4 separate regions of the Mus musculus genome follow, and regions 1, 2 and 3 are each linked to region 4. The links are chromatin loops, found by intact Hi-C in ENCODE. Cell type or tissue: left cerebral cortex. All regions are shown on one strand. Each heading gives the region's core, and the rest is flanking DNA. Links, peaks and the distances in the headings are about the cores only. Region 1 has its middle 17 kb from the start of Tmem150c. Region 2 overlaps Vamp9 (vesicle-associated membrane protein 9). Region 3 overlaps Enoph1 (enolase-phosphatase 1). Region 4 holds the start of Gm45913 (predicted gene, 45913).

The links. Hi-C counts contacts between places; a loop is a spot of excess contacts. Peaks named below come from ENCODE experiments on the same cell type or tissue, not always from the same donor. Only the 100,000 strongest peaks of a DNase experiment are listed, where the experiment ranks them.
Region 1: it touches region 4 in a loop (2.5-fold over the local background); 4 of 42 quality-filtered maps call a loop at or near these places.
Region 2: it touches region 4 in a loop (2.6-fold over the local background); 3 of 42 quality-filtered maps call a loop at or near these places.
Region 3: it touches region 4 in a loop (3-fold over the local background); 16 of 42 quality-filtered maps call a loop at or near these places.

Annotation. Positions count from the first base shown.
Region 1 is chr5:100,173,353-100,179,384 of GRCm38, reverse strand. No RefSeq gene overlaps it. Among named protein-coding and RNA genes, the nearest start is that of Tmem150c, 17 kb to the right of the region's middle. In left cerebral cortex, for the core only: no CTCF peak of the experiment used is centred there; DNase peaks (open chromatin) are centred at 1,054, 3,096 and 3,613; H3K27ac peaks cover 593 bases.
Region 2 is chr5:99,924,659-99,930,690 of GRCm38, reverse strand. It overlaps Vamp9 (vesicle-associated membrane protein 9), which reads right to left. Exons shown (of 6, transcript NM_001378420.1): 4 at 5,748-5,849. Among named protein-coding and RNA genes, the nearest start is that of Vamp9, 21 kb to the right of the region's middle. In left cerebral cortex, for the core only: a CTCF peak has its summit at 2,553 (motif pointing left); a DNase peak (open chromatin) is centred at 2,547.
Region 3 is chr5:100,067,107-100,073,138 of GRCm38, reverse strand. Enoph1 (enolase-phosphatase 1) reads right to left here. Exons shown (of 6, transcript NM_026421.3): 6 at 4,374-5,340. The coding sequence ends at 5,204. Among named protein-coding and RNA genes, the nearest start is that of Tmem150cos, 7.8 kb to the left of the region's middle. In left cerebral cortex, for the core only: CTCF peaks have their summits at 1,386 and 2,744 (motif pointing left); DNase peaks (open chromatin) are centred at 1,372 and 2,743.
Region 4 is chr5:100,302,225-100,308,256 of GRCm38, reverse strand. It overlaps Gm45913 (predicted gene, 45913), which reads right to left and starts at 5,887. Exons shown (of 2, transcript NR_152163.1): 1 at 5,551-5,887; 2 at 1-1,937. In left cerebral cortex, for the core only: a CTCF peak has its summit at 3,613 (motif pointing right); DNase peaks (open chromatin) are centred at 3,639 and 5,290.

The DNA of each region.
Region 1 (6,032 bases), core at 661-5,660, 130 kb after region 4:
TGCATTGTCTCCGCCTCCCTCCTGTTGCCAGTGTTCAGTCCTGAAGAGCACCCAGCCTCTCTGCCACACTACTCATCCCCTGCCTCACACACCCCACACCCCACCCTTCTGCCTCTCCCCCAACAAAGCTCTGAAACAGACCCACAGAATGGACAGAAAGCAGATCCAACATGCTCTTAGTGTCTCATCCAAGTGCAGGTCCACCACAGCTGGCTTCTTGTCACTAGAGAAAAACAAAACAAAACAAAACAAAACAAAACAAAACAAAAAGAATTAAGCCACGCTCCTGTTCCCACCCCATGCAGGAAGGACTGAGGAAGTGAATAGAAAGTGACAGTGGGGCAGAGTTATCAAGACTGAGTGCTGAAGTCACTCACACTGCCTCCTGGGCCAAAGCCAGGTTTGTTGGCAAGAGAAAGGGTGAGGAGAAGTGCTGAGATGGGTCTTGAGTGGGCAGCAGAGATTGTCTGCCATGCTAGGAAACTCAAAACAGTGCCAACTGTTGGGAGACACTCAACGTTTTCATGGCATGGTGGATTCAACTAGAGTGCTGGAGAGATACAGATGAATTGCTGTGTCTTCTCTACTGCTATGGCCAAACTGCACCCAAAATTCATACGATGAATCCCCAGTCCCCAGTGCCTCAGAGTGTGGCTGTTTGCAGACAAAGAAACCACACAGTGGCAACCAAGTCGCTATTAGGCCACTAGGGTTGACCAGAATCAAACCTGGCTGTTCCTATGAGACAACCAGGACAGGATCACATGAGCAAAGAGAAATGGCCAGGCAAAGAGACAGCAGAGCCTGGGTACCAGCCCACGGAGTAGGGAGGCCCTGAATGAAACAGGTCCTGCTGGCACCTGAAGTGGAAGCCTCCAAACTTCAGAGCTGTGGGAAGATTAATTCTTTGTTTAAGACATTCAGTCTATGGCACCTCATTATAGAGACCCCAGAACCTAGCCCAGCATTCGCCCTCTGATGTCATCAACTATCTTGTGCCTCTGCTTTCTTCACTATCAAAGGGGTTGGCTGCAATCCATGCTCATTAGGGACTGGCTACAATGCCTGCTTATTGGAGGCTGGCTGCAGTGCCTGCTTATTGGAGGCTGGCTGCAGTGCCTGCTTATTGGGGACTGGCTGCAATGCCTGCTAATTAGCATTAATGAAGAACTAAATGAGTTGTCTCTATGAAGAACTAGAACAGTCCCCAGCACACAGAAAGCTCTATGTGGGTAACTGTTAGGTGCATGTGTGTAGTTACATGCAAATGTATAAGATTGACCTATCTACTCTCCCTTGTCCCTCCTTTATTAACCAATAGTGAATAAGAATAACTAATCTGATATGAGCCCGACAGTGGAGTAGACATGGATAAAACCCTGACCAAGGCAGATTAGTGTCTTCTGCTCTCACTGAGCTTGTGCTCTGGAGGAAGAAAGCTACAATAACTAAGTTTTTAAGCCACTCTGTAATGGCTGGGATTCCTTATTGTGCTGAATGCTTTGAGCTAGAACACCTAGTGATGAGAGAGAAAATAGAAGGTGAGAGAGAGTCAGCCACGTGGAAGAACTTCCCAGTGCAAAGGGAGTTTGACCTGGGCTAGCCTAGTACTGGAGCCAGTGTTGCTGGAACTGGATGAGGTTGGGCCTGGGCCAGGATAAGGCTGAAGTCCTGTCCAGGCTCCAGACCACACAGAACCTTGTAGTCGGGGGGGGGGGGGGGGGGCGGGGGGGGCGGGGTGCTTGACTTTCATTTTAGTGCAGAGAGAAGCCGCTTTAGAAAAGTGTGTTTGTTTAATGTGCTTGTTTTTAGCCACTGTGGCTGCTGAATGGACAATCATTGAGAAGTGTGAGTAAAAGCAAGGAGACAGGTTATAAATAGTAACAGGATGAAGAAAGGTGGTGGTAAAGGAAGGGAGATCCAGCGGGAGGAGCCTATCACACCTGTGCCTCTGTGTGTGCGTGCATGCATGAGTGTGCGTGTGTGTGTGTGCATGTGCATACGAGTGTGTGTGTGTGTGTGTGTGTAAAATGCCAACATTGTACTCCTGTATCATGTGGTTTCTGTAGAGGACCTCAGGCTCTGTCTTTTCTCACAGGTTTAGGCTGCTCTTCCAATTCACTCCATTCCTGGGGTATCAAGATACACGTGTCACCTCTGGATGGAGTTTGATGTGCAGCAGAGTCCAGGGCTGCTGTACAGGGAGTCATCCACACAGAGATCAGGGGAGAGACAACATCCCTGACTTAGAGATGGGCTGGTGTGTCCATCATGGCTGGCTGGTTATGCATTGGTAATGGATGGAGCTTCCTCTGGAAAAAGCATGGTGCCTCGTGCTGAGACTCCCCTCTGCCTTGGCTCTGCCTCCTCGTCTTCCCAATCCTACATTACAGTGTAGAGGGAAGTCTGTAATGTGCAAATTCACCCCAGTCTTCCAGGTTAGGCTAGATATGGCAAATGCATTTGAATATCCCCTTCAATCTCTCTACTTAGACTAGGTACAACAAATGTGTGTCTCACTGACAGCATTTAAGGTTCACGATGTCTTCTCAAGGTAAGCATTCCTATGTCAGTCAAGAAGCTTCTGTGTGGGCTGGAGCGATGGCTCAGCAGGTAAGAGCACTGACTGCTCTTCCACAGATCCTGAGTTCAAATCCCAGCAACTACTTGGTGACTCACAACCATCTGTAATGGGATGCGATGCCCTCTTCTGGTGTGTCTGAAGACAGCTACAGTGTATTTATAATAAATAAATAAGAAGAAGCTTCCGTATTTGCCTTCTCTGGTTTAGGGCAAGGGCAATCCCCCAGGGGCAAATGGGGGAAGAATCTCATGATGTAGAGGACACTTTCAAATATTAGCTAAATGTGTGTAGGATGGAAATAAGAGTGGAACGTTCTTCTGGAACATAAGTTTCCAGGGAGGTAAGTTTCCTGGTGCTCCCCGAACACTTAAAGCCCAAGGAAGAGCACAAGTGTCCCTTCAGTCAGCAAGGATGGCCTGAAGCTCTGGTCATAAGAAGGTCACAAGCAACCTTGCCAATTGTAGCTAAAAAGACCCGAGCCCCTCTGCCAACAAGGGCCTAGGCTGGTTGCCTGGCAACCAGAATGCATTCTCCTTGTTCAATGTTTGAGGCTTTAATTCACCAACCAAGATTGTTCTTGATGTTGTTTACAATCCGGATTCATCTGTACACCTCTACTGGCGAAGGACTTATCTCCTCCCCCTACTGAGTGGGCAAATCTAGACCAGAAATGGCAGTCTGTAAGAGATGGAAGATTGTCTCATGCCCATTTCACATCTGAGACCCAGAGAAATCAAGCTCACCCAGTTAACAACACAAGAACCCGCCTGTACGCACGCAGTCTACTCCCCAGGAGACTGTTGGGTAATTTCAACACCTTCATTTGACCCCCACAGGGACCTCCTCACCCAGGACTCCAGAGCCTGGCTTGCCTATTGATCATGCAAAGCGGCCCTGTATGCTTATGGAATTACACCCAAGCTCACTAACTCACACTCAGCAGGAATCATGCTGAACCTGTGGAAATCATCAGGCCAAGACTAAAATGAGGGCCCTCGTTAGTCTCATCCACTGTATCCATAGTGACAAAAGCTACTGGCAGAAGGCAGCCAAGGAGAGGTTCAGCCAGCACTCCTCAGGGAAATGACAGAGGCAGCCAGCCTTTGCAAGGTCGAAGGCTCTGAGTGCGAAGGGCCACCTGCGGGAGAGGGCAGGAGCTGGGATCTGGGAAGACCAGGGTCCAGACTGCAGGCAGTAGTTTAACGCGCAGGAAAGTGTGTGTGTGTGTGTGTGTGTGTGTGTGTGTGTGTGTGTGTGTGTGTGTGCAGGGCTGAGCTGTTCAGCAAACCTAGCAGTCAGTGGCAGTCATGCTCTGAGACCTCAGGACAGGCTGAGACCTCGGGGCAGGAGGTTTTCAGGAACCTGTTTTTGTTTGTTTGTTTGTTTTTTGTTTTTTGTTTTGTTTTGTTGTTGTTGTTGTTTAAGAGTCATCAATGTTTATTGTTACTTTTATTCTGGGAAAAAAGACCCTGAATGCACTTGGGATTCATGCTGATGCTAACTTTCCCCAGACACCCTCCACGTGTCACCATGATGCCCAAAGAGTCCTGGGCATCCTTCAAGGACACAAGGGTAGGGAGGAGAAACAAGTAGGTTGTGGGGTGTTAAAATCGGGCTTTGTGAGTCAGGGGCAGCCTCGGATTTCTGAGGGGGGAAGATGAGAAGGCTTGCAGCTCAGTAAGCAGCAACCGAGTGCCTGTCTTCACTGTGATGAACTGGCTAAGGCAGGGACCTGCTGACGGGGGCCAAGCAGGTTCCTCGGCACAGCCCACTCTCCGCTCCGCCTGTGGGCATCAGATTCAAGGTTCACTTTCCTCTTAGTGTGACTTGGTTCTCTGCATTTCACCACCTGCCCAAAGTGGGCCTAGGGGTGTGGGTGGAGTGTGGAGTACTAGCAAATTATAGAATATTATTAAGTTGTGACAAAAACATTAGCTTAACGCCTTTCCCGAGACCTGTATTGCTCACGATTCCAAGCCAACGACATAACAAGAAAATAACTATTCAAGTATTCTAATTGGTTTTTTAAAAGATCTTTTTCAGTTTGTGTGCTTTCTTAATTACCCCTCTCAGTTGTTGATCTTTACATAAATATATATTTAGGAGTTTATAATCCACAATCTATCAACACGGTCTTAGGGTCAATTGTTTAACAAATAAATAATAGGGAGCAGGGAGTGTGTGTCTTTGTGAGGGCGCCCATCACATCTCATTGACATGACATGCTCATGAGCCTGAACCACCCCTGAAAGCAAGCTCACTCAGCAAGCATTTGTCTAACATCCGTATTTGTGTCTCTACCACCTTGCACAGGCAGCTGCCACTGAAGGAGCATTTAACATATCAAAAGGAGCATAAAACTTTAATATTGGGGTGACCTTCCAAGGGTGGAACAAGAAGGCTGGAAACCTGGAGATGAGGTAGTCTGGACATGTGTCCATTTGGAGGGACAATCATAGTGAAGCCAGACGAGAAAATGATCAGGCCATGCCAAACAGCTGGACAGGTCTTTTGTCTTGGTTTTTGAGACAAGGTTTCATGTAGCCGTAGGGACCTTGAACTCACGATACACATAAGGATGACTGGAACTTCCGAGTCTCCTTCCTCCCCTCCCGAGTGTTAGACTTTTAACAAATAAAATATCCAACTAAAAAAAAAAAGAAAGAAAGTTAAAAATAAAGGAAGAAATACACTCGTGTGCACAGGAATCCTTAGAAATGGTTAAGAATGTGTGAGTATCTTTGGGTGAAAGAGACTTTTTCATTTTCAAGTAATTCTGGAAATACAGAGCTCATGTTTTAAGAAAAAAAAAAAGAAAAGAAAGAAAGAAACATTTGGCTTTATATTCAGACTATTTCATGTCAAAAGCCATCAAAGCCAAAGTGAATATAAAGAGGATAAACTTAAAAGAATTTGTTAGGGACATCGAAGGATAATGTCAGCCCTGGTTACCAGAAAAATAACAAGAGAAATGGGGGAAAGCACTATACTGACTATATTTAAATCTCTGAAAATAATAAGAAACTAATACTTTTATGCATGGCTACAACCCTTTAGAAAGTTATTTGGAAACATCAGTGAACACGAGAACTATACAGCTCACAATGACTGTATTAATTAACAAGCTGACGTCGTTTGTTTTATTAGACAAAGTCTCTTGTGGTCCAGGATGGTCTTAAAATTCTGATGCTCCACCTCAGCCTCCCAGTGCCAGGGTTTAGTATGTACTACCATGGCCGAGTTGAGGCACTGATGATAAATTATAGGCTCTAGTGCATGCCAGACAAGTCCTTTTACTGAGCTACACCCCTAGCCCCACAGCTAGGAACTTGTCTCAATATTAAAAGCACACATACTTAAGTCTATTTATCCTACATGTTGTTAACTGCAGGAACAAAATGGAATCAATCTAAATGTTTATCAAAAATGTTATTATTAAATAAATTGT
Region 2 (6,032 bases), core at 386-5,385, 380 kb after region 4:
TGTAAGCCACTATGTGGTGGTGGGAACTGAACCCAAGTCCTCTGCATAAGCCACCTCTGAGCTACCTCTCCAGCTGCCTTAAAACATTTATGTGTATGTGTGTGCCTGCAGATTATGTGCAAGTGTGTGCATGCCCGTGTGGGGAGCAGGGGAGGCCTTGAGAGAATGTGTAAGGTGCAGAGGAAGCATCAGACCCCAGGGAACCAGCAAAGCCTTCCTCTGGTCCAAGTGTGAGTATTTACAGGAGGTGGACCACTGTGTAAATACTGCAGCTTCCTCTTCCTTATGTTTACAGCCTAACACAGCCCCCTACAGACACCTCCTCCTGAGATTAGCCATCTCTTCCTCTTCCTCCACCTCCTCCTCCTTGTAACCTCACTGAGGTTCTGGGCTGTGTTTAGTTAGTGGCACTCCATCCAGAGAGTATGGCCCACCTGATCCCAGCTTTTCTGTAAGCCCATCTGTGTGTCTGTCCTTTCTTCTTTCCTTCATCCTCCAGTCAGGTTTCCAAAGCCAAGCTGATACATCACTTGTGGAGGCCAGAAGGGGGTGTTGGCTCCTCCGGAGCTGTGGTTATAAACATGTCTACTTACTAGGTTTTGTTCTTTTGTTTTTAAAAAGATTTGTTTATTTATTGTATGTATGTAAGTACACTGTCGCTGTCTTCAGACACACCAGAAGAGGGCATCAGGTCTCACTACAGATGGTTGTGAGCCACCATGTAGTTGCTGGGAATTGAACTAAGGACTCTGGAAGAGCGGTCAGTGCTCTTACCTGCTGAGCCATCTCACCAGCCTCATTTTTTTTTAAATACAGAGTTTCTCTCTGCGTAATTGCTAAATTTCTTTCATTTAAAAATTTTGTATAGGATTTTTTATACTTTGTTAAATTTTATAAAAGCATTTAAATTTTGGGTGCAAATGTAAGTGATGTTGTTCTTAAATTTAACTCCACTTGCTTGTTTCTAGCTGACTTTTTAGTGTTTTGTAACCTTGCTATAAATGCTTTTAGGTCCAAGGATATTTTGGCTAATTCTTTTTGATTTCTTGCACAATCATGTAACCTGCAAACAAAGATGCAAAAATTTTAGCTCTCCCTCCCAGTTTGCATGTCTCCTGTTTTCTTCCCTGCCCCTTGCACTGGCTATGCCCCCCACCCCGTCCCTGCTCCAGTGTTGGGAAGCAGAGGTGAGTGGGGCACTGGACAGGGCAGCTACGTGAGAACAACTTATTAAAAAGATGAGATCAAATGCCCACAAGACAAAACGATAATACCTTTTGTATGAAGGTGGAGTTGAGAGTGAAGTTGAGGGTGGCAGAGGCTGATGAGAGAGGAATTATGGGATGGGGTGGGGGAGGAATATAATCAAAAGACACTGAATTCATGTATGGAACTGTTCAAAGAACTGACAAACATATTAAAATGAGCAGAGGAGATCTTTTAAAGGGTGACTTGAGAGCATAAAAATAAGGGTCTGGCCATTCAAAAGCTGAAATAAAAGTTTTTTTTTTCTTTTTTAAATATATATTTTGTAGTTTCAGCAGTGCACACATGTGACCAAACTCGTCTCACCTCTGCTGCACCTCCCGGAGCTGCTGCTGTGCTTCAGCCTGAGAGGGCAGGCTTTACAGTTTTACTCTCTATAAGACATAGTCTCGTTTCCCAGAAAACAGAACCACGGCACCATTGTCATTTACCTAATATCTCCGTTTCAGACAAACGTCTCAAAAGCGAGCCATGGTTCTTCTCCTGTGATGCCAGCGTCCACAGGTGCATGTTGGATTGGATGGACGCATCTCTTCAGCTTCATTTAGTCTATGGGTTCTTTTCTATGCTGTGCTACCTGTCATGGCTATCCTATCTTACCTTTGTTACCCACACTTAAATGTATTTAACTGAGCATGTCAACCGCTCTGTTTCCAGGGAATTAGAAATGGATGTGGAACTGCTTCAGGGTCAGGCTTGGTGTTTCCGAGAGTGTTCAGATGTGTGCTGTGCGCTTCTGTCCTATCAGAATGGTGATATTCCCTCCCTCCTCGCTCCCCAGGCTGGCCTCTGCCTCCAGAGTGCTGGGATTAAAGGCCCGCACCAATCATTCCAGGCTGATGGTCTCTTCTTCTTCTTCTTCTTTTTTAAAGACAGGGTTTCTCTGTGTAGCCCTGGCTGTCCTGGAACTCACTCTGTAGACCAGGTTGGTCTCAAACTCAGAAATCCGTCTGCCTCTGCCTCCCAAGTGCTGGGATCAAAGGCGTGCGCCACCACGCCAGCTGATGGTCTCTTCTTTAAACTTAGGAAGGACCACCGAGACATCTGCTTTGGCAGCACACACTAAACTGGAATGATACGGAGATCAGCATTTCCCCCTGAGCAATGGTGACAAAGACATTTGTGATCTGTTCCAAGTAAAAGAAATGGGGGGTCTGGAGAGATGGCCCAGTTGTTGGGTTAGTGCTTGCTGCTGCTGTAGACCTCTGCTTTGATCCCAGCATCTACACTGGGCAGCTCCCAACTGCCTCACATTCCAGATCATGGGATCCAGTGCCCTCTTCTGGTCTCCATGGGCATTGCATTCATGTGCGTTCATAGGTACAGACTCATATCATAAATAAAAAGAAATGAAATAACTGTTAAAAAGCAAAAACAAAAAACAAAAAACAATGCAAAAACCGGTGGGGTTGGGTATTTCAGACGCATCTTTTAAATGATTAAGTTCCTAATCAGCTTTTTCCTTGTTTCTGATCATTTCTTAAACAGAATGTTTTTATTAATTCTTTGAGAATTCCATCCACAATATTTTGACTGTGTTTACTCTCTATTCCTCTCATATATAACTTCTATGTCCTCACTCAGCAAGCTTCATGTTCTCTATTTTCTAACCCACTAGTCCAGTCTGGCTGACCATGGCTGTGTGACCATTTACCTGGATCGCTCCACCCAACAGGAGCCACACCCTTAAAGAAAGAAACAAAACTGACCGATCGATCCTCTGATAGAGGCCACAACTCTGTAACTGCTCAGGCTGGGGCGGGGCTCCAGACATTTAGTGCTAATAATAATTATATAGGTTTATTATTTTGTTAAGGATGGTAAGACAGTATCAGCACTCCATCATTAACTAGCTGGAATAGATCCAGGAAGAAAAACGTAGCATAGCTAATTTAGCTGCGCATGTTGGCTCATGTGTGTGATCTTAGTGTGTGTGACAAGGCAAGAGCACCGCCTGCCACAAGTCTGAGGACAGCCTAGGTTACAGAGCAAGACCCTGTCTCAAACAATGCAAACAAACTAACTCCTACCCACCAAAAAAAAAAACAAGAAAAAGGAAAAATACAATTTGACCCATTCAAATTGCTTCCGTTTGCTTCCTTTGAGGTAGAGGCCATATAGAAAGTCAAAGTGAGTGCTTGCCCCTGTCCTGCCTTTAAGCTTTTAGGCCAATGAGAGACAGTGCTCCTGTCTTCCAAAGCTGGCTGGTGAGAGGTGCCCACTTTGGTACCATCTAGGAATCCTGGAACTGAACATACTTATGTTGTCTCCAGTGCGTGAATTATTCTATTATTGACTAGTGGCAGCTGGCTCCTGACTTTGGCTGGTTTTGACTGCTTCGCTGTTGCAGGCATGATAACATGCTCTGGTTTATGTGTCCTCTGTCCTACACTAAGATCATCCTGACTGCATTCGGTGGGTGACAGTTAGAGACTATAATCTCTCACTTATGTGCTCACTCCTGTTGAGTTGGTCACTGTGTCTCACTTTGTTTTATTAAGTGGATAGGCACAGACTGAAACTTCTTTGTCTTTGGAGACTTGGATGATTTCCCTTGGTTTCTTTGATTTTTCTCTTTATAACTAAGAATATTTATAGCTAAGATTCTTGACTCTTAATCAAATTAACATATCTATATAAACCAGTTTCAGAATAGCAATACCAGTATTATTAGTAAACAGGGTGACTCTTGGAAATAAATGTCTTAAAATGTACTTTCAGGTCTCCTTCATTAGGCTGTAATACCACTAGAAATGGACACTCAAATGACTGCTTCAGACTATTTGACACATATTTTGACATAAAACTTTACCACTGTAACAATGTCAAGTGTGTAATTTGGTGGCACTAGTGCATTTCATTGTTATGTGTTGAAGTAAATCCCCAGCCTCAATAAGCCCATGCACAGAACAAACAACTCAGTTATAATATTTATAAGCTCACACCTAGATTGGGCAGATCTGCTCTATTCCCCAGCTGTGAGATCCCTTGCTACCTGTGGCTTTTCCAGGCCATGTGGTTCTGCTCCATCTTCCACCTTCTCTTCCTCCATCTTCATTTCTCCTCCTCTGTCTGTCCTCCTTCCTTTCTCTCCCTCTCTAAACCCTCCAGTCCCACCTTTCCCTTCCACTGCCCAATCACAGGCTCTAGTCTTTATTTGACCAGTTAAAATAGGGAGGAGGTTCACTGAAATCACCCGAGTACATCCTTGATCCACTCCTTGTTAGGGCAGGTCCTCTTGAGGAAGCAGAATTAGCATCAAAATACAAACAGCACCAGGACAATCCACAAGATTTCTCCCTTTTTGTTTAATTAAAAGGCTCTTTTCTCTCAGATATTTAGTGAGCACAACTATTACAATTATGTAATTTATAAAGATACACTTAACACCCAGTCCATCAATTTTGTCAAATTAGATAAAACACCCTACCATCTATCTTAACTTAAAAGGCTTACAATTTTATATTTGAATTATTTCTTGGTTTTAGCTTGTATACCATCTGAAAACCATCCTTTCAAATCTATATCATCTCTCTCGATACTAAACAGCTTGAGTTGGCTATGAGACTACAACCAGTCTTCAACTCTGTTAGAAATTACCTGAAAATATAGAAGCACAAAACACAGCTTCCAAAACTTAACCAGAATTAACATCAAAATACAAACAACCAGGGCAATCCACAGAAGTTATGTAGTGGACATTAGCCTCCAGATCAACTCCAGCCGCCCACTCCCCTCTCTGCATCTTTTGGAGCTATACTCCACTTTCCATCTAGAGCAAGTTAATTATTCTTGGTACTTCATATAAACAGAATTACAGAGTGTTTGCCCTTTAGTGACATCTTATTTCATCTAATAAGGACTAGTTCTAAATTCTAATTTAACAGTATTTTCTAATTATACAAAACAATTACATGGTTTAAAAGTCAAATTTTCAACCCAGGTTTTATACAGATAACTAGTGTCTCTCTCTGACAGCTCAGCCCTTCTTTTTTTTTTAAATTTATTTATTTTATGTATATGAGTACACTGTAGCTGTCTTCAGACATACCAGAAGAGGGTATTGGATCCCATTACAGATGGTTATAAGCTACCATATGGTTGCAGGGAATTGAACTGAGGACCTCTGGAAGAACAGTTAGTGCTTTTAACCACTGAGCCATCTCTCTAGCCTCAGCTCAGCCCTTCTTTGCTTCCCCAGTCCCATACAGGCAGCCAGTTAAATGTTTTTGGTTTATCTTTTTACTTTTAAACTAAAATAAGCAATTCGTATATTTGTATTTATTCCTTCCCTCTGAAATGGCTGCATATAAGAACGTGAATGATGCGGCGGCGGCACACCACGCCTGTTCTCTGATGCTCTGGGACACCCCCACTGTGAGCCTTAGCTCCTCACACACAGGTCTCACCCTTCCCTCCCACTCTTAAGACCGACTCTACAGTTGTGTTGATGAGCTTATGATACAAGTTGAGGTACATACCATGTGCTGTGCTAGTATTTGTTGAAAATCTGTAGCAAGTGCATTTGAAGGAAAAAAATGTTCTTGTGACATCAAAGGAATTCTTGTAAAAATATCACTAACCTGGGGAAATGAATGGAAATATGTAACTTGTATGGCTAACTCCAAGTGCAGAACAACAGAGTAAATGTTCTATTGAAGCAAAGCATGGCAGAAACTTGAGGCACTGCTGGCATTCTGGTGGCAGGTTATCCTTTCTGCTATAAGACATGGTACTTATCAACACTGTGTGTGGCACAGGCTAGC
Region 3 (6,032 bases), core at 713-5,712, 240 kb after region 4:
GAGAGAGAGATCAGACAGTCATGGGACTAAAAAAACTGGTGAAACCAAGCTCTCTCCTGTCTTCTCTTCCCCTAATGAAGGCACCGACCCACTGGAGCAGGGCCTTATCCTTATGACATTTATTTACTTGTTTCATTTATTGAGACAGAGTCTTACCACGCGGCCCTGCTAATCTGAAACTCACATTCAGATGGTCCAGGCTCAGCCTCCAGGGTACTAGGGTCTAGATGGGTGCTACTACACTTCATTTCATCCAATTATCTCCTGAATGCCTACCCCGTTGGGATTTGAACACTGGAATTTCAAGGAACAGTCCTGGCGAGCCACCACAGCAACCGTCTGACAATGCCCGTAACGGCTCGAAGGGATTGGCCGTACCTTCCCGAGCTTGGAACTCTGCCAGTTCTGGCAGCTACCCAGGCCACTTTGCTGAAAGAGTTAAAAGACAAATGTATTAAGCACAGCTGAATGGAATGATGGGTAATAGTTGGACAAACAATATACTTGGCCTAAAAGCTTGTTAGGAAGATCAGAAAAATATGATCTTTGGTGAATTAGGGCTTTGAATAACACGTCCTGGTGTTTTCTTGGCAGATAGGGGTTTCTATATGATCCCTTTCCCCACCTCTCCCGGGCGCACTGAAAATCCTAACACCCAGTAACAAAGACCGCAACCCTATGGGGGGCGGGGGGATTAAAATGGAGTTAGACCCTCGCTTGCATTACTGTCAGGGCTCATCATAGTCTCTTCTTCATCTGCTTGGCTTGCTTCCTTCTTAGGCTTAATCTCAAAAGTTGAAACTTCAGGTCTAACTCTTCCCCTAGTCAAAACTCCATGATTTAACAGCATTTCTATGCCGATCAGCTCTCAACCTCAGCCTGCTCTGCGGTCAGGCCAGAGCTTTAGGCTCTGGGCTCGCACTCACTGGTTTGGTTACTTCTTACCTCTGTCTCCCAGTCTACATCAGCTTTCCACTTTACACATCAAGTCACTGTCTCCATAGCAACAGCTATCCAGTTACTCAAGGTAAAATTGTAGGCGTTTCCCTTTCCAGTCCTGTCAACCTAAAGTGGTTATCAACACCTCTAAGACATCCATGTCCATTTCTGGTGTTACCACACCAAAACCAGCCACTGCTAGCCCTTCCATACAATAGTCTCCGATACAGGATCCGGCAGACAGAGCAATTAGCGGAGTTGAAAAATTAAAAACATTTCCCAGACATACCTACAGGAGGGTCTGGAACTGAGTTACTCAGTGAGATGTAAAACACTCTAAGGTCACTAAAATGCAAGTGTTTGGAGAGGTTGTAATAAGCAGGCTTGTACCCCACTTCTTGGCCAGCTTCATGGGTTAGCCATTGCTGTGACAACCGTGGCGGTTCCCAAACTCACCACTGTGGGGCTTCCTGGGGTGGTTCCCCTAACTGTCCCTCCTCTAAGCCTTCCATTGGTTTATGTAAAAACGCCTTATTCCTTTGTGGTCAAAATACCTGAGTGAGACCTTAAGAGATGGAGCATCAGCAAAGAGCGCTTGCTGCCCTTGAAGAACACCTACGTGTAGTTCCCAGCATCTACCTCAAGTGGCCCACAACTCCCCGTAACTCCAGTTTCAGATCTGATGCCATCTTCTGGCCTCCACCCACAAGCACATGATGGCACACACACACACACACACACACACACACACACACGCGCGTACTAAATCTTTTTTAAAAACACCCAAGCGCTTTCTGCTTCCAACTCTCTCCTCTCATAGGTCTTCCTATAGCAACCCATTCTCCATCAAACACAATTTAAGTCACCCAGTCCCGCTCAGAATTCCCCAGTAGCTTCCGACCACATCTAGAGTACAGGCTAAGAATTTCACTAGGATCCAACAACCTAATGGTCAGGCCTCTTCTGTAGACCTCTCTAACTGTATTCAGCCACGGGGCTCCCTAGTCCCCAGTCCCAGCACTTCTACCTAAATCTCTACATTTAATCCACACACAGTGTTCTCTCCCCTTCTCTATCTGGTCTCCCATGATTAGGTTACAAGCCCTGCCCGCCCTCCCAGACCTTACTTTGTCTTTGTTTGGTTTCCTAACATCTCTAGAGGATATGCATGCTGACCATAGGGACAATGTGCCCTCATGTCAGCCCAGGACTCACGTCTTGACAGAATAAACCTGAGAGAAACTCAAGGGCAGATTTTACTCATTACTCTATCAGCAACAACTGCGGGATTTTTGATTTGTTTTGAGACAGAGCTCACGTGGCCTTGGCTACCAGCCTGGAACTCCCTATGTAAACCAGGCTGGCCCCTGCCAGGGATTGTAACTGCAAGTCACCAGGCCGAGCTCTGCAAATTATTGTTGAACATTACTGAGGATGGTATAATATGGACATCAAGGCACAGGTGGTAGTATAGCAAACTGTTATGGGACATAGTATATTTAATTATTTTTTTATAGGAGTAAAAAAAAAAAAATTCCTGAAAACAAGCCCCTTTAAACACTGCTGCTAAAACTTGTCTACCCAAAAGGAATGTATTTTTTAAAATGTGTTTGATACAGGAGAGGAAAGGGGATTAGCGGGTGGGTTGTGGTTGGTATTACTGCCAAAACTTTGTCTAACTCCTCTGCTCTTGCAATAGCCTGTTACTGGCTTTTAAAGATAAATGAACTGTTAGTCATGTCCCTGCTCCCTCCCTGTTCCCACCTGATGCCTTTCAACGGGGCTGTGGGGAAGCAGCACCACCTGCTGGGCAGAGCCGGTCCTGCACCCACACAGGCATTTAAGGCCCTGCTGTCAACCAACCCTGGAAACATCAGTGACTCTCAGCCACCAAAGCCAGCCTAAACAGCAGACCTCTCAGCTCCAGAATTGCTGATTAGAGCCAGCTTCTGAGATTTCTCTCCCTCAAACTACGGTAAAACACTGGAAGTCAGTGCTACTGAGGGAAAAACACCAAAATATATCTAGCTTGACAAGGAGTCCCTTGCCCCCGGCTATAAACAGAGAGACCGGGAAAAACCCAAATGTTATCACACACATCTGACTGCATGTATGCCTGTGGACCACACGAGAGCCTGGTGCAGGGAGAGGCGTCAGATGTCCTGGGATCAGAATTAGATGGTTGTGAGCCACCGCAAGGAATCAAACTCCAGTCCTCTGCAAGGACCACTGAGCCATCTCCGGCCCCTTAAAGATGTTTTTGATTTTTGTTTTTAATTTTGACTTATTGTTGTTGTTTGGCTGGTTTTTTGTTTGAGTAGCCTTGGAGATCCTGAAACTACTCCTATAGGCAAGCTGGCCTGGAACAGAGTTCCTACCTTTGCCACAATTAAAGGCTTTCCTCCAGGGCTGGGATTAAAGAGATGTGCCACCACACCAGGCTGTCTCTCAAGTCCTTACTTTTCTAATTGCTGTTATTAAAGGATAATCTGTCTGCCATCTGCCCATGAACTTGTCTACAAATATATATGTACGCATGAAGTGAATCCTTTCGTTGGATGTGATTTCACCATTTACAAATTATTCCCATTTCTATGACTTAACATGAATTTATTCTATTTCCTAGTGACAAAACCTGAATCAATGTAACATTTTTTCCTGTCCCCTTCCTCCTCATATTTCCAAGACTTTACCCCTTATCCAATGCATCCCCCCAAAATGATTCCTACACCATTTTCTTAATTACAAAAATAACTATTTCCTTTAAGTATTTTTTTAATATAGCCTTTTAAAAAAACGAGAGGGCAGTGGTGACCCACACCTTTAATCCCAGCACTCAGGAGGCAGAGGCAAGTGGATCCCTAAATTCGAGGCCAGCCTGGTCTACAGAACAAGTTCCAGGACAGCCAGGGCTACACAGAGAAACCCTGTCTCAGAAAAACCAAACATAACACAAACGAGAGGGCTCAGTGGATAAAGTTCCCTGCCACTAGCAAGACCCACAGCCTCCGTCTGACCCCTGCCCCAGATGGAAGGGAAGAGAACTAACCACCACAAACTGTCCAGCCTGTCCCCTTCCTCCCTCTGTGTGTGTGTGTGTGTGTGTCTGTCTGTCTGTCTGTTTGTCACACTCACACACACACACACACACACACACATGCACACACACCAATTAAAATGAGGGGGCGAAAACCATGGTTATCAAAACGCCAAGAAACTTTCCTTACACATTGAATGCTGTCTGAATTAAGTCGAAATAACGTTTGAATCCAAATTGAAGTGACGCAGTGACGTTCATTTATACTGTTAAAACAGACATGCCTCGCACACACCCAATGCAAAATCTAAAGAAGTTCACTCTCCCAGTGGCTTCGGCCTCGCTTTCCTCTCTGCCTCTGACAGAGTGAGGCACAATCCACACGTCTGTATGAAACTGTATGAGAAGAAAATGCCTTTATTAATTAATGACACGACACTGACCCATCAGAATGCATCAGAATAAACAGTGCTGTTATAAAATTTACATCTTTATATCCATTTCAGAGGAAGTGTTACACATTAGAGCTCTTTGTGCTGTTACACTGGTTTCAATAGAACATTTTTAAAAAAAATAGTCATTAACATATACTCTCAAACTGTGTAAGACACAGAAAGGCAGCTATAAAACACGATAACACTGGGGGTTAGTGGAGCCCGCCACGGCCTCAGCTGTTCCGAGCACTGCTCAGAGGCAGGCTGGTGCTTGTAGCACTGTTCCATCCTGACTGACCAGACCACCTGCTCCGGATCTGTTCTCTGAGCAGGGACAGGGCCTCAGTCTTGTGGACGCTGGGCCGTGAGTCCTTAGTGCAGCGGTGGGACGTGACCTCGAGGGACAGGGACGGTGGGCTCCTCGTATGGGTACCTTTGAAGCAAGTCCAGTCTTTAAAATAACACAGGCTCTGGATAATAATTTCTCAGAACTAGCTTTCCACTTGGTAAACAATTTGATAAACATCACAAATTTGATTAGTATTTTGCAGTTTCAAATACACCCCGGGCTTGGTAAGACAGATTTATGGTCTACACATAAAGTGTCTTTACATGAATTTGGTCTTCATGGAACGGACAACTTTTCTCACATTATGTGCCCATGGAAACTAATCTGAGCACATGTCCATGTATATACCCTTGCACATGTCTGTGTGCACACATAAGTACGTTACTTTTACAGTTAGAATAAAGCTAGACACTAGGGGACGGCAATTCTTCCTCAGACCTGGCTCTAGGTGGACGGCAGGTAGAGCTCGCTGAAGGACGTGATGAGGTTGTAGTATGTCTTCTCGTCGTCAGTGAGCCCCGCGTTGCCAGGTCGCACCACCACAGCCACGTGCACGTCCGCCTCCTCAGCAGCACTGGCCTCTGCGGAATCAGAGTACAGGTCAGACACCAGGGCCTGACGCCCAAGGTGACAGCCTAAGACGAGAGAGGGCAAGTCACCAGGGAGAGAGAACTGGGTGTGAGCCAGGTGGATTTTGTTGTAGCTAAAAGGTGGCACAGTGAGGAAGAAGTCTAAGTCTTTACATATATAAATTCTACGCTAAGGAGCACCTAATTGTATGTAGCAGAAAACAGCCTGTCCTATTCTACGCTTTAATTAGAACCACTGATGAATGCCACACAGGCTGCTCTGGCCCACGCCCTTTGTCCATTCTTCCAAGTCACCCCAAAGAGCTGAGCTGTTTCTCAAAGGGCAGGCTGTGGGGTCGAACACCAATTATTAAGTAGATCAGGGCGAAGGAGTCCTATGATCTAATGCAGGTAAAGTATATGCTCTCACCATCTCAGGTCCCAACATGCCATGCCCCTGCCTAGACTCCACAATTTCCTACTCTTCAAGATTCCACTCAAAACCTGCAGCCCCACCCTGCATTACAGAACCTGTGTGCTCCTTACAGCCCGTACTTAGCTGCCCTAGCAAGGGCTTTATGACTGTCCATCCCCTCTCTAGGCTGTGGTACTTATGATCAGGCATTGAGCTGGTGCTGGGTGAAGAGTAAAGACAAGAGCAGTCAGATGAGATTAGGTAAGCCGGGTGCTACAGGAGACCTCTC
Region 4 (6,032 bases), core at 508-5,507:
GATGCTCACCCCGTGAAAGCCAGCATGTAGAGCAATGGGAGGGGGCAGTGGTATTAAGATACATCTTCAAAGGCGTTTGCCCTGGTGGCTTCCTCCAACCAGATCCCACGCCTTAGTTTCCCCATCCTCCAAATGATGGGGATCAAATGATTCATCAAACAATGAATCCATTGATCTCTCATGACCCAAACACCACTGAATAACTGACCAACTGATCCACAATTGTGTACCAAGCCTGCGACACACGAATCTGTTGGAGCACACTTCCAAACCATAGCAGCAGTTACAGTTTGGTGTCCTAGCGCCTGTGTTGACCACATCCTGTCATGAAAGTCTACTGGGGAATTTTCTACTTGTGACATTATGGTACTCAATATGTTTCAGAGTTCAAAGGATTTCCTTTTTCAGAGCCTTGGATTTGGGAAGCTCAAATTTGTGCTTTGTGCGAATACTGCGAATACTTCTACTAGTTGACTGACATGTTCAAGGGCGGATCGGCAGCTGAACAGTGCCGTCCTTGGCAGATGCTGGGAAACAATCTTAACCCCACCTTTTCCCAGTCATTTAGCTTGGGTCACTTGTCATGTGTGCTGTCAGTAAGGGCTGACAGCATCATCCTGTGACAACTAAGGGTGTGTGTGTGTGTGTGTGTGTGTGTGCATTTATGTGTGTGTATGTGTGTGCATTTTAGTGTGTGTGTATAGTGTGTGTTTGTGCTTGAAGGCACACAAGTGGGGTTCAGAGGACAATCTATGAAGGTACAGTCTCTTCTTCCAACATCTAAGTCCCAGCTATCAAACTCAGTTATGATCACAATGTCTGAGTTCTTAACTCAAGACACATTGTAACAAATGTCTTCCCATCAAGGGCTCTTTTATATGTATGTATGTTTTGATCAAGCCTATTCCCCATTTCCTCTCTTTTGATGCCTCCCCCATTCCTCACCATGTTCCCCTCCCAACTTCATATGTTCTTTAAAAACAAACAAAAACCGCACTGAGTCTGAGACCGTCTAGTGCTGTCTGGATTACACAGGTGTAGGACCATCTACTGGAGCATGCATAGCCTCTCAAGGGTCACAGCCCCAAGAAAACTGACTGTCTTCCAGAAGCCACCAACTGCCAACAGCACCTCATCAAGAGGAACCCACATTTTGTACAGTGTGTGTACATGTAATTTTACATGCTTGCAAAAAGCAAACCAACAATAAACAAAAGGATACAAACATGCTTTGTACATGAGAGGAATGATGGTGTGGTTATAGGCCATGGAAATAGTGGATGTGGGGGATGAGGAGAAAGCCTGTCGGGATGTGCATGGGAGAGCCAGGTTTAAAGGCAGTGAGGGTCGCTGTCTGAAGTAACAGAGATGGAGGGGTGCCCAGGCACAGATGTTGACAGGGCAGAGATGGATCGCCCAGGAGAGAAGTTCTGAGGTTTTTAGTTGAATCTTCCTGGAAGATGTGGGCAATTGTTCAGAGACTTACGCAATAGCATAGGAGAAGCTGTATGCGGCAATGGTGGAAGACTGTGGATGCCAGAGAGGGACTATTGGTATTGAATTCAGAACGTTTTAGTCACCCATAAAAAAAAAAAAAATAAGGTATTGCTTCTGAGCCCACAGTGTCCAAGGCTTTGTGGAAACCCTTCTGATTTTGAGAGAGCCATTCACCAAGTGCCTAGGAATCGCCTCAAAGTCTTGAGCCTTGACGCCGTCTAGTGGCTACTCTGTAGCTCTCTGGTCTCTGTCATGAGCGAGCACACAAAGCTGGGTCTGGATCACAGGCTGGCGTCCTTCTCTAGCTTGCACTGGGGTCCTCAGTATCAGCACTACCTGTCAACCTGCTACAAACGCAAGCACAGGTGCACATCTGTAATCCTGGCACTCTGACGGCAGAGTCAAGAGGTCTTAAGTTCAACACAGGATGTAGTGAGACCCTGTCGAAACAAAAACAAAACCCAAAAATATCAAAAACCAAAATGACCAAAACCCTTCCAAGTCAACCCGAACTTGCTGTGTTAGGCGGTGTTGGTAGGAGGCATGCACATTATAAAAGGCAGTTTATTAGACTGGCTGACACGGGGCCTGGGTCATCCAGCAGTGACTGAAGGCATATCATAGCTGTCAGACAACAGAGATGATGCCTCTGTGGCCTCTGTCTGGCACTGGAGTCCATGGAGACCCTTTTGTAGACCCTGGCACTCAGCCTACAGGGGGAGCTAGAGATGTGTGTGTGTGTGTGTGTGTGTGTGTGTGTGTGTGTGTGTGTGATGGGCTGCCTGTCAGAGGGTGCAGCTCACTTTGTGGCTGAGCCTTCTTCCCTTAGTCAGTCCTTTCAGGAGATGCTCTCACAGACACGCCCAGAGATGTGTCTCCTAGGTAATTCCAGATCCGTCAAGATGACAACCAAGATCCACATCATAGCAAGCAAGCATCCAAAAAGTTGTGTCCCCACCTCAGATTCTGCTGAGGCGGAATCAGCAGGGTGGGGGTCAGCACCTGCATTTTACCAAGACGTCCTGGAGACCTAGATGGGATGAGTGCTGGGACCCTAAACACTACTGTTCTCTCGCTCCAGTCATAGGCTTTCACTTGATGAAATGACAGCAAATGAAGTGTTTTGTGCTGGGGAGACACCATCCATGCTCTAGGGGATGCACGAGTGTGTAAAACACACACACATATTCACACACACTCATTCTCTCTCTCACACACACTCACACATACTCATACACTCTCACACACACTCATTCTCTCTCATACACACACTCACACATACTCACACACTCCCTCACACCCACATTCACCACTCTCTCACACACACAGGCACACACTCTCTCTCACACACACACTCACTCTCTCTCACATACACACTCACATATTCTCACAAACTCTTTCATACACACACACTCTCACACACAGACACACATTCTCACAAACTCTCTCACACACACTCTCTCTCACACATACTCTCTCTCACACATACACTCTCTCAAACACTCCCTCACACACTCTCTCTCACACACACACACTCACACATACTCACACACTCTCATTCTCTCTCTCTCTCTCTCTCTCTCTCTCTCTCTCTCTCTCTCTCTCTCTCTCACACACACACACACACACACACACACACACACACATCCTGTACAATCCCTCACTGCTCTCAGGGATCCAGAGAGTGTAAGAAGCCAGGAGAACCACAGTTACACCAGGAGAACAAGCAGGGGTCATTTCAAGAAGAACTTCCCTGAGACACAGATGAGAGCAAGGTTCCTTTCTCTCTCTTCTCTCCCCATCCTTCTCTCTAGTACTACTGAGTACTACACTGAGTACTAGCCTCCTGAGTGGATCGACTGAGTACTAGCCTCCTGTGTGGATCGACTGAGTACTAGCCTCCTGAGTGGATCGACTGAGTACTAGCCTCCTGAGTGGATCGACTGAGTACTAGCCTCCTGAGTGGATTGACTGAGTACTAGCCTCCTGAGTGGATTGACTGAGTACTAGCCTCCTGAGTGGATCGACTGAGTACTAGCCTCCTTAGTGGATCGACTGAGTACTATTGACTACTAGACTGTGTTTTGTGGGGTGCTTAGCAATAGAGCTGGCTTCTATCCACTAGAGGCCAGTAGCACCCTTCAGGTTTCAGTTGTGACAACCAATAATGTTAAGATATCACCAAGTGCACAGCCTTGTGGCATGGCAAGGAAGGATATCTGACCTCCATCAGAGAACCATAACCTTAAAGTGAGGGCGACAGTCTTCCCTGATGAGGCAGGGTTATGGCTGCATTCCAGGGCACCCCAGGAGCCAGGGGTGGCTTGAAATTTGTACATATTATATCTTTCAACCTTACAATAAGCCCGTTTACAACAAATGATTGCCTGTTTATGAATGCAGAATCACCAGGTAAGTTGTTTAACCTGGTGCAGTCCTGGACTCATCTTAGCCATTATGTTCTAGAGCAGAGTACAGAGTACACATATGCGTTGCTTTTTGTGTATGTGTGTGTGCATACAAGTATGTGTAGGTATGTGTGTGTACATGTGCATGTGTATGTGCGTGTGTTCATACGCATTTGTGTGGAGGCCAAGTCGATGTCTGGTGCCTTCCTCAATCTCTTTCCACCTTATTTGAGGCTAGGTCTATCCGGGTGCAGAGCTCCCCGATTTGGCTAAGCTGGAGCTCCAGGGACTTTACCTGAGGATTGGAGTCCCACCTTCCTGCTTGTGTGGCAAGCATCTTAGCAGCTGAGCCACTTCCTAGTCCTGTCATGTATTTTCTCCATCTGTGTCTCCAGCTATGAACCTGCAAGCATCTCCCTGTCTCTCTTCAGAATTAAGAGACGCCTGGAGAAATAGCCAATAATTGGCCAGTGCCCAGAACTGATTTTTCCAGACCCGTGAGTTAGTTGGCCAAAACCCCAAATATCAAAGAGGGATGCCTGCTTCGATACCCCCACAGGGGTTGCCTCGTGCCCAGGAGTCCTCCGCCTCTGTTTGCTACCCCTGCTTCTCCCCAAGTTCTTGGTGGATGAAGTTCTTGGTTCTTCCATTCCCTGCAGCTGCACATGCCTGGATATCAAAGGCTTTGTCTGCTGTATGGTGCCTCGGGGCCATCTCACACCATCTGAGGCTGCTAGGTCCAAACCATGAGAATGCAAACAGGACCTGGATAGAGTTCATGTCAATCAGTCGCTTAGCATTTACCCAGCTGGAGGCAGCATCTGCAGGGGGTTGGCATTGTTGGCAAAGCAGCGGCTGATCTCAGCTTCACTGTTTGAATGTTGAATACTGAGTTTGATTGAGCAGGTGGGACCTGTGCTTCTTTAAAAATGCCACTTCTAGAGCAAGGGTTTCCTGGCACTCCAGGTGACCATGATGTACAGCCAGGATCTACTACTGTCTGCTGGTCTGAAAGGGCTTGGGGCTGAGTATTTAGCCCCAGTTTTTTCATAGAGAGATCCCAAGTTACTTAATGTCTCTAGGCCTCAGTTTTGCACCTCTGTGAAATGGAAATTCATGACAGTGAAACTGTGATTGGTAAAGTGACAGCCCCGAGCCAGACTTCTGTGACCCTTGACCTTCTCTCCATTCTCCCTCCATGTGCTTTGAGGCTGCGGCTGTGCCTCATCTGCTGATGGACACTTGGGTTGCTTCTACCTTCTGGCTCTGTAAATAATGCTACTGTGAGCAGGGTCTGGATTAGATGGTGACTCTGGCTTTACCATTTTGAGGACCTCCCACACATTTCCACTTCGTCACTCCCTCTCACATCCCCACAAGCAGTGCATGAGGCTTCCCACCTCTCCATATCTAAGTGGGTCTGAAGTGGCCATGGATAGACATAAAAATGCACACATATACATCTTTTCCAGCCTCAGGGTTCTACATTTACCAGTGACTCTGCTCCAATGTTGCCTCCTTGTAGGTTTTGATTTTTCAAACCTACCTTTAATAAGGGTTCTTAAATGCTTTAGCCTCCCTTCTAGCCCACCACCCACCAGAGGTTGTGGAAAAGAAAGGTTATTAGCATATGGGGGGAAAGGACCTGTTTAGAAATTGTTCTTTGGAGCAAATCCAATCTGCGTTGTTAGGAAATCAGCAGCGGCAGCTAGATCCACTCACAAACACTTCATGGATACACCAGCAGTCCAGTTCAGTAGAGTCAGGATAGTAAACACAAATCAGCCACGGTGGCACGACCTAGCAGAAACAGCCAGGCCTCAGTCCGATCAGTATGAGTCAGCAGGAGGGACCAGGATCAGCAGGGAAGCCAGCGTTCTCTGCAGTGCCTCTCTCAATGAAGTGAAGATCCGTGAAGATGAGGACTGGAGACAGAGAAGCGTTGCAAAGCCAGCTAGGCAAGCCTCCCGTCGCTGTCCATTGAGTCCTAGATATACTCCCTCTAAATATCACTTGTCCTCCCGAGCGTCTTGCCTCACTACATGAGCCTGTTTCATAAAACTCCACATAAGTGTGTATCAGCTGACCTCACTCTGCCAACTGGCCTGAGTCCGCGTAAGTGGCAAG